Regions from separate parts of the Homo sapiens genome. Here region 2 is linked to region 1. A link is a contact called in ENCODE Hi-C or POLR2A ChIA-PET data. All regions are on one chromosome and are shown on one strand. Each heading gives the region's core, a stretch centred on a gene start or an enhancer-like site at or near the end of the contact. The rest is flanking DNA. Distances are from core to core; before and after follow the strand shown. Region 1 overlaps JAZF1 (JAZF zinc finger 1). Region 2 overlaps CREB5 (cAMP responsive element binding protein 5).

What was found. Hi-C counts contacts between places; a loop is a spot of excess contacts on that map. ChIA-PET counts read pairs that join two places held with the same protein, here RNA polymerase II (POLR2A). Pooled maps may share reads with other maps.
Region 2: a loop to region 1 is called in a map with no recorded cell type, with 2.7 times the contacts of the local background. The contact joins two enhancer-like sites. A Hi-C loop is called at or near these places in 3 of 37 single-sample maps with no recorded cell type and 5 of 50 pooled maps. POLR2A ChIA-PET finds 5 or more read pairs at or near these places in 1 of 52 experiments (HEK293T).

The regions. Positions count from the first base shown.
Region 1 is chr7:28,149,365-28,153,792 of GRCh38, reverse strand. All of the region lies in intron 1 of JAZF1 (JAZF zinc finger 1), which reads left to right. Among named protein-coding and RNA genes, the nearest start is that of JAZF1-AS1, 29 kb to the left of the region's middle. Within about 2 kb of position 1,737, at least 6 of the 41 ENCODE cell types and tissues checked have a DNase peak (open chromatin) inside an H3K27ac peak, as active enhancers do.
Region 2 is chr7:28,707,455-28,712,493 of GRCh38, reverse strand. All of the region lies in intron 5 of CREB5 (cAMP responsive element binding protein 5), which reads right to left. Among named protein-coding and RNA genes, the nearest start is that of TRIL, 250 kb to the left of the region's middle. Within about 2 kb of position 3,678, at least 3 of the 41 ENCODE cell types and tissues checked have a DNase peak (open chromatin) inside an H3K27ac peak, as active enhancers do.

The sequences.
Region 1 (4,428 bases), core at 488-2,987:
TTGCCAGACCACATCAATTCTGATTGTCATATTCAATGAAATAAGTCTCTGTAGAAAGGCTATCAAGAAATGAAGGCTCTGGAAGCCATGAATGAGGAAGAGAAGAGGGACTGGTAATGCTTAGCTTGGTGAAGAGAACATAGTTCCAGATATGAGGAGGGCTGTCAAGAAAGAGGGAATAGGTTTGTTCAGTATGGCTGCAGAGAGTGAGACAGTTAGAATGGAGATGGCTATGGGATAGGTTTGCCTCAGGTAGAATTTCCTGGTATCGTCATCTAGAACTGAACAATCCTTTTTTTGTTTGGTTTTGTTTTGGTCTTTGCCTTTTTATTATAGTTGGGAAAAACCTGCAATCTGGTTATTAATGAAAATTTCCCCAATAGAAGTTACTCACTTTTTTGAATAATCATATTCTAAATATAGACTTTAGGAAAATAAATTTATAAAATACATTGTTGCTAATTTTTTTTTTTAGTGGAAGTGTGATGCTTTTTATCATTCGCAAAGAGCCTGATGCTTACATTTCATTAGTTTTATTTCAGCAAACATTTTCTGAGAGCCCACTTCCTGGCTGACAGTGTTAAGAACTGTATGCTCCAAGATGAGCAAACCAAGTAGTGTACCCTTGGAGAGTACTAGTGGCCCCACACTGCTCATAGGGCCATAGTGGAGGTGCTGATTCGAGGGAGAAATTATAATGAACTGGACATTGGTCTCTGGAAGTTGGAAATTACCTAGACTGCTCAACAAACCTTTTACATGATTTATAAATTTTAAAAATTCTCCCTAGAAACTAAGAAACTATATAATACGGCTTTGTGAAAATGCAACACCAATTTACACTGTTTTCAAAAACATGTAATCATAATAGTTATGAAAAAGTTGTAAAATTCAAATGTATTTCTGTGTATCTGTATTGGGTTATCTCTGTATCTTTCTTGTACTTTTTCCACTGCCATTTTTTGCAGTGTCCCCTTTTCAAACCTCCTACCTTCTTCCTTTTCCTGTCCTGTGTCAATAGACCTAGCTGAATTTCGCCTCTGCATAACTCATTCTTCAATCACTACTTTCTTATCTGTAATTCTTCATTAACTCGCTGTATTTACTTACTATTCTTGTATTTCCTGAGTCGAATTTTTAATTTTTATCTTTTTCTTTTACAAAGGAATAGTAAGTCAGGATTCATTTGTTATTACTTATATGGCCTTTGATTTTTCTTTTCCCTTTTCTGAGTCAATGGGAGATAGAAAAAACTAATCCAATGCCTGGCATAGATGAAGCATTGAGTATTAGAAGAAATGCAGTAGAGTTTGGGAGAGGAAAAGGTGTGCTCAGTAGCACAGTGGGGTAACTGGGAGATGGAGTGGGTCAGAGGGCCAGCTTACTTATACCCTGGCCAGGGAATTAGATTCAGGGTTTCATGAGTAGTAAGTCAAGCCTTTTGATTTATTCCAAATACAGGACTTTTAGGTATTCAGATGAATACTTGTGAAGTTGTTGAAGAGATGTAGCCAAATATGGGAAAATCGTATAGAGCAAAGTTTTAGCAACCCTGTCATGAAACCATGAAAGCTGATTCATTTCCTTTAAAAACCATCTATATCATTAGCTGACCTGTAGTAGTAGTTGTTGTTGTTTTATATAAGAGAACTTCTGATTCATCAACAGACCTAGCTAAATTTCCTCTGCATAGTGACATAATTAAGTCAAATCGAAACTCTCACATCATCATGTGAGGACGAAACTACGTAAAGACATGAAGCTGCTGGTTTGATTTGGGAAATCTAAAAATAAAATGCTAATGAGATAGATATACTAAAGTAGAAAGAAAAATAATTATTAAGTATATGTCAACATGAGCCACAATTCTTTTTTGTTTTTTCACTAGTAGAGTGAATTGTGGCAATTTATGACAATTGGATAATGCAGGTTTTTTAAAAACATTAGTTTTGACTCAAACTTTTAAAAATTAAAAGATTTTATCCTCTGTGTTTTTTTTTTGAGATGGAATTTCACTCTTTTTGTCCAGGCTGGAGTGCAATGGCATGATCTCGGCTCACTGCAACCTCCGCCTCCCGGGTTCAAGCCTCAGCCTCCCAAGTAGCTGGGATTACAGGCATGCGCCATCATGCCCGGCTAACTTTGTATTTTTTTAGTAGAGACAGGGTTTCACCATGTTGGTCAGGCTGGTCTCAAACTCCTGACCTCAAGTGATCCATCTGCCTTGGCCTCCCAAAGTGCTGGGATTACAGACATGAGCCACCGTGCCTGGCCTCATCCTTTGTTTTTGAAAGTATTGTAGAAAATATAGAAAATAAAGGAAAACATGAAAATAAATTATAGTACATTTATAAGACATAGAAAAGCATTTTTAAAATTCCCCCTCCAAGCCAGGTATGGTGGCTTATGCCTGTAATCCCAGCACTTTGGGAGGCCAAGGCGGGCAGATCACTTGTGGTCAGGAGTTTAAGACCAGCCTGGGCAACATGGTGAAACCTTGTCTGTACTAAAAATACAAAAAATTAGCCGAGTGTGGTGGCATGTGCCTGTAATCCCAGCTACTTGGGAGGCTGGGGCAGGAGAATCACTTGAACCCGGGAGGTGGAGGTTGCAGTGAGCTGAGATCGCACCACTGCACTCCAGCCTGGGCAACAGAGTGAAACTCCGTCTCAAAAAAAAAATATATATATATATATATCGAAAATCCCCCCTCCCAAGAGCTACTGCTGTTAACATTTGGATGCCTTTCCTTTCAGTCTTTATTTACATTATTAATTATTATGTATAATTTGTATTGTGCTTTTCCATTTGCCTTATAACTTAAAACTTTTTCACTTCTAGTTACAAATTCTTCATGCATGAAATTTTTAATGGCGTTACCTATCGAATGAGCACATTTTTATCTAAAATACTTGATGACTATACTTCACATGCTGCCTGCAGACACTTAAATGACTGGTGGAGTTTTGGACCTCAAGAGCCAGTCTCCTTCAGTTGTCAGGCCATCAGCATGGGCCTGGAGGCGAAGTGGCCTGTAGCATGAGAAGCAGGTGGACACACAGGCTTCCCTTCAGACCCCACCTGAGTGCTTCCTAATGTCTCCCCCGTGTGAGGCTTGGGCAAGTTGTGTGGCCTCTTAGGAGAGGAAAGCCCCTTCCTGTGCCCTGTAGTCATCATGCCCAAATGTGCAGACCAGGGCTGGCCCCATGACAGTGTTCCCACCGGTCCTCATGCAATGAGAAAAAAACATAGACACGCTGTCATGACTGTTTCTTCAAGTTAGATACGGCGGCATTTGTGGCCTTTATTCGAAGGTGATGCCTTTTGATGAATGTGTGCACTAAACTGTTGTTTCTTTTACAAAATGAAGATAATGATAGTCAATATCTTTGTTTTCTGGACTCTTCCATGGGCATTACTTTTCTTTCATGGCCTGCTTTGTGAAATCCAAAAGTCTGGAAGCAATTCTTTTGCAGGCCATCTGTGCCAAATTATTGGCAATTCCCTGAGTCCTCCCAGCACATCTTTGCTCACCCTGTTTCTACTTCCTTGAATGCCCACCTTTGACAAGATGACAGATTCTGTCAAAATTCCCTGAAGCAGTACCCTGCCCCCCGAAGCTTTCTGGACCTGCCTCCCCACCGGGCAAGATGATCCTGTCCTCCTTATAGTAACACTCATTTCAGTTACTCAGTCCTCTGACTGCCTCCCCTAGAAAGTTCCTGAAGGAAATGGAATCCTCTTCAGAAAACCTATCTTCAAAGAAGCCAGGTAATGTTTGTCAGGGTGCTCCTGGCAAGGGAATAGAGGAAGGTAAAACCTTCTTGCAGATTACGTGGGCGCTGTGTTTGCTCTAGTGGTCACTGCTGAGGCTCCTGCCAGAAGGGACTTTCCAATCAGCATTGTGAGACTTTGTTTTATTTCATCAGGGTGTTTATTTCCTCAGGGGAAGAAAACGTAGGGAAGACAATGGGAAGAAAATGAGGTGACTGCTAAGTGAATTAATCAGTAATTATTTAGCCCATTGCTATATCCCATGTTTCAGCAGATACATTCGTTTTAGACAGCTCTCACATTTAAAGATAAGTGACCTTTCCCCCCACTGATTCAAATTGAAGATCAATGTGTGCTTGTGTGGGAATCTAGTTGAACCTGTGGGTTCAGGCTTTCCCATTGCCTCTTTATTTCTGTGCTTTTACCAACTGGATGCACCTCCCTATTTCTGACACTGAGAAGTTCACCGGTGAGGGAGGCATGCCAAGGAGGACTTGCGATAGCCCAAAAAGACAGGGTCTCATAGAGCAGAGAGACTGGGGGTGGGGTGGGGAACTTTGAGTTTGACCCAGGCCTTTCTGCTTGCCTGCCTTTGCCTGCCTGTTTACATTTTGATCTTCAGAGGGAAAAAAATAGGTGAACTGTTGCCCTTTC
Region 2 (5,039 bases), core at 2,429-4,928, 560 kb before region 1:
TCTTGTTGCCTAGGCTAGAGTGCAAGGGTGTGATCTTGGCTCACTGCAACCTCCGCCTCCTGGGTTTAGGTGATTCTCCTGCTTCAGCCTCCCGAGTAGCTGGGATTACAGGCATGTGCCACTATGCCGGGGTAATTTTTCTATTTTTAGGAGAGACGGGGTTTCACCACGTTGGCCAGGCTGGTCTTGAACTCTTGACCTCAAGTGATTCACCTGCCTCGACCTCCCAAAGTGCTGGGATTTCAGGTCTATTTTCATAAAGAAAGAAAATTGTTAGAATAATCAAGTAGAAGGTTAAACAGAAAGACAATATACTTAGCTTCCTTGGCAGGTAATAATTACATTGTAAAATGGAGTGATGTGTAAAGTGAAGGACATGGGCCAGACTACCTAGGTTGGAATCCTAGCTCTATCACTTACCAGCTGTGTGACCTTGGGCAAATTACTTGTCTTCTCTGTGCCTCAGTTTCTTCAACTGTAAAATGGGGGTGATAGAGATATTTATCTCATGATACTAAATGAGCAGTTGAATATACTAAATGGGTTATTTTTGTCACTATTATTATTCTGAAATGTTGATCTAACAACAGATTAATCACCATACTACAATAAAAAATTATGGCTTGCTCTAAAACACCAATCTTTAGCTTTAAAGAACCACAGTCCAACAAATGTAAAAGGTCCAACACTGGCTGCATGTAAGATATTTCTTTAAAAATCCATCAACTTTAGATTTCCAAACCCTTCTACAGAGGCAAATGAACTTCTCTCACCCACAACTTTACAGAATTTTCAAAATGACTTCACATTATTTTTCAGAAAAAGCCCTTGAGAATATTTCCACAAAATGGAACAAAACTAGTTCCCCAGTATCTTGTTTTTCCTAAAAACAATGACAAATGAACACAGAAGCAAGAATTAGGAACACGAGAAAGCTGCCTGACCCATATTTTTAAAAGACGTCTTATTACCCATATCTTTTTGTGAATGAGCTCATGTTCCGAACCAAATCTTACTGTCAAGCTCCTAGAGAGCAGATATAATATTTCCCCTTTTAACAAATGACACAAAGAAGTAGAAATATTTAGCCTTAGAAAAGGCATCAAAATGCCAGCAGACTCAATTAAAACATGTATTCTCTCTTTCCACGCTTTCTTAGGCTCAAGGGAGGGCTGCTGGCTGAAGATCTGGGATTTCCCCATCTGCTTTTCTTTTGGTGACACAGAATGTTGAGTGTGCAGGAAGAGAATTTTGCCTTTGTATCTGTAGCCTATTCTCTGCCTCTTCCCTAGCCCCTCTCCTGTCCTAAAACTGTCACTGTCAAACAGCGAATGCTATAGCTTATCAGGGAGACCAGTAAGCCCACCTCCCTGTGACACAACATGACAAAGCTCCAAGACCTTGCACCATCTGGCCTCTGACCACCTCTCTCGCTCATTGCTCTGGGCCTGGTATACCTGCCATAGTGATTTCCTTTCACCTTCATGGAAGCGCCATCTGTCTTCCTGCCACAAAACCTGACATATGTAATCTTCACCACCTTCTCTGGGCAACCACATCAGACTGGAGCCCTTTCTCGAGTGCTCTCAGTATACCCTGTACATTTCTCTAGGAACATTTATCGCTATTCAATCAATGAATCAATCACTCATCAAAGATCAATTAAACAACAAATATGTGTCAGGCTTGGTGCACGCTCTCATTTTAGAAAGGAAAACTGGTTTGGCCAGTTAGATCATTTAAATAATAATTTATTTACAAATTTCCAATTGGTGTATATATAATGATAAATTAAATGTGTTCTGTAGGCTCTTAGAAGGGACCATTTCAGCTTCCTGATTTAATTCATCAATGATTTATGTTTAATTTTTAGAGATGGGGTCTTGCTATGGTGCCCAGGTGGGCTTAAAACTCCTGGGAGCAAGAAGTCCTCCTGCCTCAGCCTCCTAAGTAGCTGGGACTACAGGCACTCACCATAGCATCTAGCAATTCATTAATTTTGAGTAATTTTTAAAAATGTCTCTTCTCCCAGCTAGACAATAAACTTCATGAGTCTGATATTATGTCTACCTGTTTACTGTAGCAGATATTTCTGAAACTTAAGAGAGTACATGGTACCTAGTAGGTGCTTAATAAATATGTCTTTTATTAATGAAAACATAAATATCAAGAATCACTCTAACAATGGACATTCCAGGAATCACGTTCAATAGATATCTTCACTTACTAATGAGAATAAATTAATTGATTTACAAGTCATAAATGGAACTCCATTTTACATTAACAGCTTAATACAACTCATTTCTGTTCTTGAAAAGCATAAAAGGTAATGTGTAGTTTTTATCAACACCCCTTAAACTCAAGCTTTTAGATGAGTTCTAGACCCACTTGTTTTCACATCAATTAAATCAATTTCCACTTGAAATTATATTTTAGGCATTTCATAAGAAAAGGCCAAGGATAATTCAGGAACACTCATCTGTCTCCAATCTACACTATGTTTTAAAAATTGGATGCCTGCCCTGCAATAAGGTCGTACTTTAGAATGCTCAAAGCTGTGCGCAAGGAGGCACCAGTTACACCCACACTGTGGTCAACTAAACATCTCATTTCTGCTTCGCACGGACTTATCGATATTGACAAGGGCACTTTTGGATCATTATCACCAGGGTGTTGGAAATGAAGTTTACCACACGAGGTAAATTTGGGCCTCCTTTTTATGAATTTGGTACTACTGATGCCTTTATTTTATGGATGTAGTATCTGTTATTTTGCAAACGATAACTTCTTCTTCTTTTTTTTTTTTTAATAAAAGCCTGGCTTCAAGTAAGCCAATGGTAGTAATAAAACATAATACAGCTAACAGATCTGCATCCTGCTGGAGACTTTGCCTTGTTTTATAGCATATACACTGCATCTACTTAGGCGGAGGAGATGTTTACTAGGGCTTTCAAGCGTTTTAAACACAGAGAGCAGTAATAGGAGGGGAGATCCGAATTTATGATCATTCTGTTAAGACTATTAAAGCAAACTTTTTTTGGCTTCTTTAGTGACTGATTTCTGCACCATTAATCTGAATTAGTCATGCAGTCAGCTTGATTCATTTATTAACCAAAAACCTGGCTGGATTGGTTTCTAATGTACTATTGTCAGAAAAAAAATCCATTTTCAAAATCTGATTTTTTTTTCCTTATAAAGAGTGAAAGGCTTTTTATAAAGACCTTTCATTAAAGACCCTAAAAGCCTGAACAGTTGGCTTTACCCATAGGTCAGACTTACAGACATGAAGAGATGGCTTTTCAATCAGCCAATAACTTCCCAGTTCCATCAATTATTCATAAAGTTACACTTAGAAAAGGCAAGTAAATGCAGACCAAAAGATGAAATAAAAGATGATTTTGAACGCAACTCAAATAAGTGCTGTACATCTGACTAGCTGGGAAAAAATATCCTCAGAAAGACATCTCTCAGTTAAATTTCTTTCCGTTGTGAGTTGTTAAAAAGATTCCTCCTTGCCTCACAAGGACAAATAAGTAGCCCTCTGATTATGAGTCTTGTCATTTACATGTGATTGCTGCTTGCATTCATTCACCATAAATGAATAATTCATGAAAACATTCACTGGCGCACTTGCCTGGGTATTCTGCAGAGGCAGAGAGCTCCCTGAGCTCACAGTCACACGGAGAGCCCCACCCCCATTCTGAGCTCCAAGTCAGCAATTCTGTTTAGGTTTGAGCTTGTCAGTTAGTGTATTTTAACGAATAATCTGTGGTGGAATCCACACCTAGCACAATCTTCCAATATCTATATTCCAAATAGATGACGGAATTTTGCAGCTGAATGGCAATAGCTCCAGCAGCAAGAGACTTCCATGAAAACAGAACTCTTATAAAAGATCTATTGGATCTTCCCGGCAGCCTCTGCTTATCCCGTGCCTCCTGCAAGGCTCTTCGATTCACTGCTGCCCTCACTCATGCTCTTATTTCACCTTTTCTCGAATCTCAAGGCAGGGTCTCTTCGGCAGTTTTCAAATATCTCTCCTGGGAGACCAAATTTATGACACCCTCCACCCAGCCACTCGCTGGGATTATTTCAGCTCTTTAAAAGGCAGCGCTAGAATTTATTAGCTCCACGATACATTGGCAGGGGAGGGATGTGTCGGTGGCCCAGAGGGAGTGGTTTTCAGCAGCTGTGACTACATGCATGGACTATGCAACCTTGGGCTGCTAAAAGCCTGATTTCTCAAGTTCTATTCTTAATGATAAAGTGATAGCGTGCTGAGAGGATCACTTATTCTCCAAGGAAACATGAACAAGGAAAGGGGCATTGCCTAACAAGGCTGAGCAAACTCTTCACTGGGTTATATCCTAACAGAGAGCTTCAGGCTCTATCTCAATCACCGCTGTGATCAAATCACCAAAAACCCTGGGATCAGAGTGAGGATTCCCAAAGGGATCCTTGTCAGGCATCATGGGGAGAAGGGGGAGGTGTGGAGAATTTGGAGAAGGTTCCAGAGAAGCATGAGAAAATACTAAAAAGCCGGAAGGGAAGACTTAATGGGAAAAGTAAAGGAAATAAGACTTCTTTAGCCCATGGGGGAGACATTAGAGAAGGCTGGCAGATAATGATGATGATCTTCAAAGTTGCAAATTACTATAATCTGAGAATGGTCACCAGTTACTTTCAAACACAACTGAAGCAGAATAGTAACAGTACATCAGCAGCATGTGGATTTAACTTAGAAAAGAATATCTCCCAAGAACAAATAGTGTAAAACAATTAAATGGCTAATAGAGATTTTGAAATTTCCTCTTCTTGGGCTCTTAAAAAATAGACTTGTCCCTGTCTGACTTGCTTTCTAGGGAGAAGGAGGAAGAACTGGCAAACCTCTCGGAGTCCTAAATTAGGTCTATTATTGTCACTTATTCCAGACATAGTGGCTGACAGAAATGATAGAGATAACGCTGACTCCCATCCTTAACCAGGAAATCCAATAAGGTAGCCTTGTGGGGCTGACAGGCATAGGCTTTTGGCCGCCT